Linked DNA regions of Homo sapiens: region 2 is linked to region 1. A link is an interaction called in ENCODE POLR2A ChIA-PET data of the cell type or tissue named here. Cell type or tissue: OCI-LY7. All regions are shown on one strand.

Region 1 (4,000 bases):
GAGGCTCATGATCTTGAATTGACGAGAGCAGCCAGACTTGCTGTGCTGGATTCACCTGTATGGTTGCAGGTGTGGAAGACTTAGTAGGGGTAGAGGCTTCCCCCCAGCAAGTATGAGCATAACACAAGAGGGTTGAGGGTGTAGCAGGTGAATAATTGTAATGATTTGCTGTGGAATTTGAGCCAGGAGAGAAATAAGATGCAAGATGGGTGAGGACCAGGGAAAGCTACTGGAGTTCCAAGGGGAGGTAGAAGAATTGTGGACGGCTAGTAAGTGTAGAGCAGAGGGAGTGGCATGCTGAAAGTGGGATGTTTGGTGCTGAAATGAAAGAGATTCCGGCTATCGGTGGTGATCGGGTCTAGGACATGACCGTGGGAGCGAGCGGCTGAGTATCAGAAGGATCATCTTTGTGGAGATGTGGACATTGACATCAGCAAGAATGAAGACAGGAAAAAAACTGGGGAGACAGTGAGGGGGGAAGGGGAGAGTGGCCTGGGGGACTCCTTGATGACTAACAACGATGGGCAGCAAGATGTCTAGGTTGACACCTGTGGGTCCAAGACAGGGGGCTCTAGAAAGCAGGGAGGAAGAGTCTCAATGTTGCCAAGGGGAACAAGAAAGACACGTCTCCATCCCCAGGCCAGTGGTGTTGGAGGGGAAGCAGGAACCACCCTCTGAGAGGGTGGAAAGGGAAGCTGGACTGGGGAGTCTCCCAGTCGGAGGGTGAGGAGACCGAGGAGCTGGGGATGCTTCTGGGGATTACAGGTTCCGTGCCACTGAATCTCAGCTCCAACGCTCACTCATCGCTCATCGGGTGACCTTGAGCAAGGCACTTACAGTCCCCATGCCTCACTTTACTCCTCTGTAAAGTGGAAATGGCAACAGCCATTAGTACCCACTTCACAGGGCTCTTAAGAGGAGTGTTAGGATGTGTTCATCTTGTAGAACAATGCCTGGAACACAAGGAGCATCACATAAATATTTGCAAAATGAAGAATGGAGATCCAGGGGGCACCATGGAAAGGTTTCAGGAGTTGGGGAGGGCTGAGAGATGGGGATGGAGAAGGAATGAAGGTAAAGGGATTGAAGCAGGGGACAGGAGGTGGCCTGGGAGTCTGGGCTGCTTGTGCTCACTCCCAGAACCTGCGATGGAGGGCCTGAGAGTAGTCCTGGAAACAGAAGGGGTGCACAAAACTCCTCCCACTCCCACCCTCTAGATTAGCATCTAGCAGGATCCGGGAGTCTCTTGCCTGTCTTTCTCAGTTCCCCTAATTCCTGCTCCATCGAGCTCTGCCTAGGCCACCCATAGTTTTCTTGTTTCTACCCCAGGTGGCTAATTAACTCACTAGCACGTTTAGCCAGATGCAAACTCATAATAGTTTACATCGAACACAGTACACTTCAACGGCATGCCTTCTGCCAGAGCATCAGAGTAGCAGCCAATGGCATTTCTAGGGTCTCTTGGAGGAAGGAGCTGGCATCTGAGCTACCTCGGGCTCCAGGTCAGCTAAGGCAGGAGGCTGCAGTTCTGCTGGTGGTCATTGGGAGGAGCCCGCGCGAAGGAAGCGGGCGGGGGAAGGTGTAGGAAGGCGATCCTGCAGGTGGAGAGGCCCGGGGAGACTTTTCCCACCTGAGTCACTTCTCCAGTGAAGGTCCACGTCAGGCCCGGAGGCTCCACCCAGCTACGGGGCTGCTGCAAAAGAACACACGCGGTGGAGAGACCACAAGACTTACAGACCCAGGAACTCCCTTGCTGGCAGCACCCTCCTTCAGGGCCCCTTTGGTCATCTTTATGCTCAAATGCACGTCCTTTATCAGAGCTCTGCTTTGCAAATAGTTTCCCCCTGGCCTATTGCTTTTCTTTTAATTGTCTTGATGGTGTCTTTTGAAGTGTAAAAGTTTTGAATTTTGACAAAGTGACCTCCAAGCTGAGATGTGAAAGGGGTGTAGGAGTTAGTCCTGTGCAATGGGCAAGCGTGGGCAGAGGCACCCGTGTTGGCAAAGACCTAGAGGGAAGGCTGAATATAACGTTTTGAGGAAATGAAAATGAATGGCAGTGGCTACAGTGTAGAATAGACCACTATTGGTTCATTCATTCATTCATTCAACAAGAATTCATTGAGTATCTATTTCCCCTGGAAGTACAAACATGAGGTCCTCTCTAGGGAGTTCACATCCCAGCCTTTGGGGTTAGGGAGAGGACTGCTGTTGGGCGGCTTGGACCAGGTGGCCCTTCTGCCTGGGAGGACCCCTAGTTACAAGGCCCCAGCCACTAAGCTTGGAGTTGGGCAGGAGGTGGGGAATTCCATCCAGCAGGTTGGTCAGGTGCAGGCTTTCAGCTCAACCTGGCTGCTCAACCTGCAGGGCAGTGAGGGAGGAAAAGAAAGGAGACAAGATCCTCACCCTCTCCCACCTCACCACCCTCCTCAGCTTTCCCAGGCAGCAAGCAGAGGCAGTAATGAGGGAGGCTGTTGCCATGGAAACCTAAAGCAGCACCAAGCCTTTTCTCTGCATCCCTTCACCCTCCCTGGACCATACTTCTTTCTGGAGGGAGAGCTAGCTCTTGGGTGTGAAGAAGACAGGCAGAAAATCCAGATTTTGGCTTACTGGAGACTAAAGCACCAGCACTGGAAAGAATGAAGCTAGAAACTCTAGGATGTCAACAGAAAACACAGCAGGGCCACCAGCCCAGCAGGGCGTAGCGGGGGCATCAAAGAACTCATCTGTTTAGACATCACTTTCACAGTATAGGACAAAGGCTGTCTGGGGCAATGGGAAGGATCAGGCTCTCTGAAGCCACTGACTGGACTTAATCCCAGACCCACCTTTGCTAGCTGTGTGACCAGGGGCAGTGACTTCATCTGTCTCAGCCTCAGTTCCCATATCTGGAAAATGGGTATAATAACAGTATTGCCTCACAGGGTTATTGCAAAGGGGAAGTAAGATAATTCACATAAATCCATTTGCACAGTGCTTGAGAAATATGACTGCTTAATTCGCCAGCGCTGCCATCCTCCTCCTCCTCAGCTTATTTGTAAGGCTGTGGTGAGGGGCCCAGACTGCACAGTCCCTACACTCCTCCTTCCAGCCTCTCTGTTCTGGGGCAGGCAAGAGGAGAGATGTGAGGATGGAAAGGTCCATCCACTATCCCACAGACTGCAGCTGGTAGGTGGTGGTTGTTTCTGTCCTTCCTGTGCATAAAAAATAAATGTCAGCCTTGCTTTGTGGGCCAAGGAGGGGCAGTGGGAGATGATGTGAATTCTGGTTGGTGAGTCAGGGTTTCAGGGCCCCTCCTAGCTGCATATCTTATCTGATGGGAGAGTGTGTGGCCCTCTTCCTGTCCCATTTCTCCTCCATCCTGGGTTCCTATGCCAAAAGCTGGCAGCTCAGCTGTTCTAGGCTTGGGCAAAGTTGTCTTTGGCAACTGGGCAAAGGCTTCAAAAAGGGCTAGCTTTGCCTTTCTGTCTGCCCCATCCTACTGCTCACTCCCAGGCCTCCAGACCTAGCCTGGTTTTATCCACTGCTGCCCTAACTAACAAGGCCAGCACTTTGCTTCCCACTTCCCCTTCCAGATGAGTTAGACATCTCAAGGCCAAAGCCAAATCTCAGGGATGACCCCAGAGTTAGGATGGTCCAGGAGGGCCCAGGGAGGGACAAATTTTATTAATAGCTAACGTTTACAGAGCAAGTAATATGAGCTAAATATTTTCTATTTAAGTACTAGCTCATTTAATTCTCATAAGTACCCTAGGGTATGAGAACCATCCCTAAATGCAAGAGAAAATTAAGGCCTAGAGAGGTTAAACAACTGGCTCAAGGTCATGGCCCAGAGAAGTTAACTGGCCCGAGGTCACGGTGCTAGTGAATGGCAGAGCTGGCCCTGAAGCCAGACCATTTGTAACCCTCTGCTTTGCTGGCCCCTGAGCCTCTGCTGCTCTGGACATGCTGAGCAGGGGGCAGAGGAAGGGGATGACCTTGCTCAAACTTTAGTCCAGGGACA
Region 2 (4,000 bases), 180 kb after region 1:
CCCCCCACAAGTCCATCTTGATGTCATTTCAAAGAGAAGGATGAAAAGGGGGGATTTGTCAGGCAGTCCGGTTTGAGTGTGTCTTGCCAGGCCCCAACGCGCGCTCGAGGGCGCGCGCGCGCACACACACACACACACACACACACACGCACGCACCAGCTGAGAATGTTAATCAGAATTAAAAGCCAGTCAGTACTATTAAAGCATCAAACATGAAGACCTAGAGAAGAAGGAAGGTAATTGGGGGTGGGGGTAGAGGGAGTGGGAATGAAGTAGAATTCCGTCTTCTGCACTGACTTACTAAAATTAAAGGAGGGGAGAGGCAGCGGTAACCCCGATTTGGTCACCTTGTCAAATGTATTGGTCTTTCCTTTTAACTATCCCCCCACCCCACATCTCCCCACCTTCCTACCCCCTACGCCTCACCCCTTCCCAACACAGTCAAGTTTTGTGCCATTCCCAAGTGTGATTAATCTCTGGCAGAGGCCAGAAACAGGAGTAGGTTTCTTGGCTGCCCGTTCTGATAAACAATCTGTTCTTGGGGAGAGTAGGTGAAGGGGACTGGCGGGGGAAGTGGGGGCGGTAATCTGCGGGCATGATGTGGGGTGGGGGTAGGAGAAGGAGGAAGAGGAGGGGGCAGCCTCCAGGCCGGCCCCAGCTAACCCTAGTAGAGGCCGCCCCCCCACCCGCCGGAAAATGCAAGTGCCCCTCCTTGGGGCGCGTGGTCTGGGGGTGAGTCAGGTTTCCTGCCCTTAAAAATGTGAGCAGACAGTATATGCTTTCTTGCTTGTCACTTCACAACGTCCAGGGAACGTCGGAGGGACATCAAGGGCCCAGGGAGAGGGAAGGAAGAGGAGGGGAGGAGAGAGGAGCCCGCGCATCCCTAGGCTTTGAACCCATTTCAAACGCTCTGGGCGTTGCAAACCAGGTGCGCTTGTGCACAGACTGCTTGTCCCAAAAGGAAACCGAGGCAACCACGGGGGAGGCTGGGTAGGGATGGTGGTGGTAAGAAGTATTTTAAAGCGGAACAAGGAAAGCCAGAAGATGTTTAAAACAAAAGGAGAGACTATTGTTCAGCGTCGGAGGTCGCTGGGATGGAAGCTGTAGGCAAGAAAGCTGGCTGCGGATTTTGCAGTGGGTTTATTGTGTGGGCAACCAGGCAGAAAGCGGGAATATGAAAAAGTGGGGAGGGGGAGAGTTGGCGTGAAGGAAAATCAGTGCCTAGAAAGCTGTGCACGCTGAAAATGTCACCAAGGAGAGGGCAGTGGCACCGAATAAAAGATGAATAATCGGCTACCTTTTGGAAAAAGCAATGTAAAAATATTAATAAAGGCGAGAAGCCCGCTTCTTCTCAGCCTGAAAAGCAAATCCATTTCTCACCTCCTGCCTCTCCTCCCCATCCCAACACACACAAAACACACACATACACACAGCTCTTCTCTGCCCTGCATCCAAGAAGCCTCGGCTAGGCTCGCTTTCCTTTGGATTTAATTACTCGAAAATGCTGAACAAAAACCTGTAATTACACCCTTAGTCCCTGCCACTCAGGCCCAGTACACTTCCTGCCTAGTTTTGTTTTTTAAAGAAGAGGTCATTGCCTCTTTTCTTTCCAAATTGGCCAAAACAAAAAAAAAAAGTAAAAGCCCTAAATAAATCCAACTGCTCCGAGCTTCACTGCCACCACCAGGGATTTGGGGAGGGGATATCCTTGTCTCTCTAGGAGAGATGAGAAACAAACAGCCTAACCTTGCTATTGTCTTTCTCCAGCTTTTAGGCCTAAAGCTTGTCATTGCTTGTTTGTCTGCCAGCCCAGAAGGACATGGACATGCTAGATTGGCCCCCCAGGAGGAGGCCCTCCAAGGGCAAGATGAAGAGAGTGGACAGGGCTTAGCGGCAGGCCTGGCTTTCCACCCATTTTACCTCGAAGGGCTTAGCGCTGGAAAAAAGATTTGTCACAGTGTCTCGCCTTTCTACAGCCCTAGGCATTAACATACAGAATTTCATAGCAAACCCCTGAAGTAGGGAGAACAGGTTTTAATATCAACCTTTGACAGGTGAAGAAATGGAGTCCCAGAGAGAATAAATAGATTGCTCTAAGTCAGTCATGTGGCTGGTGGGAGTATTGAAAAAGCTCTGCCTCTTATGACTTTTGGGCTATTGCATCAGGAAAGTAGGACACCTAGGAGGAAATGGAAGCTTCTAGATTCTGGGCTACAGCCAGTCTGGCTTGGTTCATCCAGCACTGAGATAGAAAGTGTTCCCTAAATAAATAGTTGAATAACTGAATGAATGGTAAATGGAAGGGCACTGGTTAGGGAGTTGGGGAACAGAAACCCACCAGGCCATCTGGTAGCCAAGTTTCAGCTTCGAAACAAAATGTAAGTACTGAGAATAGTTTCACACCAGGAACCTATCAAGCTTACTCTTCTGTGTACGGCCAGAGAGGGGAGTTCAGGTTAAAGTATGGTGGTCCTCTACATGTGTTGGAGGGGTCACTTTGTTTCCGGGCTTTCTTGCTCCAGTGATGCCTAGGCCAGATTTGATGTCAGAGCTATACACCTACCCTTGGCTAGAAGTGCTTTTTTTTTTTTCTCTTAAGAGATGAAGGCTGGGTGCGGTGGCTCACACCTGTAATCTCAGCACTTTGGGAGGCTGAGGTAGATTACCTGAGGTCTGGAGTTCGAGACCAGCCTGGCAAACATGGTGAAACCCCATGAAACAATATATACAAAAATTAGCCAGGCATGGTGGCAGGCACCTGTAATCCCAGCTACTTGGGAGGCCGAGACAGGAGAATCGCTTGAACCCAGGAGGTGGAGGTTGCAGTGAGCCGAGATTGCGCCACTGCACTCCAGCCTGGGCGTAGAGTGAGACTCCATCTCAAAAAAAAAGGTCTTGCTCTGTCACCCAGGGTGGAATAGTGGAATGCAGTGGTGTGATCATAGTTCACTGCAGTCTTGAACTACTCCTGGGCTCAAGTGATCCTCCCACCTCAGCCTCCCAAGTAGCTGGCACTACAGGTGTGCACAACTGCACTGCACCTGGTGGCCAGAAGTGCTTTGAGGACTGTAGCCTGCCACAATCATGTGGCCCCTAGCCTAAGGACAGGACAGTACATGTTGGGTGAGTGTCTATACAGCTGGTGTGACCCGTATAAGGTGGCGCACGTTACTTATGTGATATGACTTTTGGGTATGAGAAGAGGCTCCTTCCACTATAAAATGCACTCTCTTCATTTTCCTCCTTGTTTATTGTTCAGCCTGGGGTCTTTCTCAAGAGTGCACAATGAAAATGCTGCTGTCCTTGGTAAGGGTATCTCAGTAAATTCCTAAATGCTTCAGTGAGTTCTAGAACTTCAGATTTTCCTCCATCACCTCTGCCAAGGACCGGGGTATAGAAAAGGCAGGAAGAGACCAGATGCGGTGGTAATCCCTGTACTTTGGGAGGCTGAGGTGAGAGAACTGCCTGAGCCCAGAAGAGACAGGCCTGGGCAACATAGTGAGATCCCCGTGTCTACAAAAAATAAAAAACTAAGCTAGGTATGGGGTGGTGCATGCCTGTAGTCCCAGCTACTCCTAAGGCTGAGGTGAGAGATCGTACCACTGCACTCCAGCATGGGTGAGACCCTGTCTCAAAATAAATAAATAACATGTTTTTGTTTTTGTTTTGGCAGGGGCTGAGCGCAGTTGCTCACGCCTGTAATCTTAGCACTTTGGGAGGCCCAAGCAGGTGGATTACTGGAGTCCAGGAGTTTGAGACCAGCCTGGGCAACATGGCAAAATCCCATCTCTCTCTTTTTTTTTAATACTAAAAATAAAAAATGAGCTAGGCGTGATGGCACACACCTGTAGTCCCATCTACTTGGGAGGCTGAGGTGGGAGAATCATCTGAGCCAGGGAGGTTGAGGCTGTATGGGCTGAGATGGCACCACGGCACTCAGCCTGGGCAACTGAAGTGAGACTTTCTCCAAAAAAAAAAAAAAAAAAGAAAAAGAAAGAAA

The links. Peaks named below come from ENCODE experiments on the same cell type or tissue, not always from the same donor. Only the 100,000 strongest peaks of a DNase experiment are listed, where the experiment ranks them.
Region 2: POLR2A ChIA-PET joins it to region 1 with 8 read pairs; 1 of 35 experiments calls an interaction of 5 or more read pairs at or near these places.

Annotation. Positions count from the first base shown.
Region 1 is chr14:77,211,139-77,215,138 of GRCh38, reverse strand. TMEM63C (transmembrane protein 63C) reads right to left here. Exons shown (of 24, transcript NM_020431.4): 2 at 1,631-1,693. Among named protein-coding and RNA genes, the nearest start is that of TMEM63C, 31 kb to the right of the region's middle. RefSeq lists an enhancer at 1,594-1,823. In OCI-LY7, CTCF peaks have their summits at 1,339 and 1,538; a DNase peak (open chromatin) is centred at 1,528.
Region 2 is chr14:77,034,938-77,038,937 of GRCh38, reverse strand. No RefSeq gene overlaps it. Among named protein-coding and RNA genes, the nearest start is that of LINC02288, 4.1 kb to the left of the region's middle. In OCI-LY7, no CTCF peak of the experiment used is centred here; a DNase peak (open chromatin) is centred at 2,387; H3K27ac peaks cover 2,379 bases.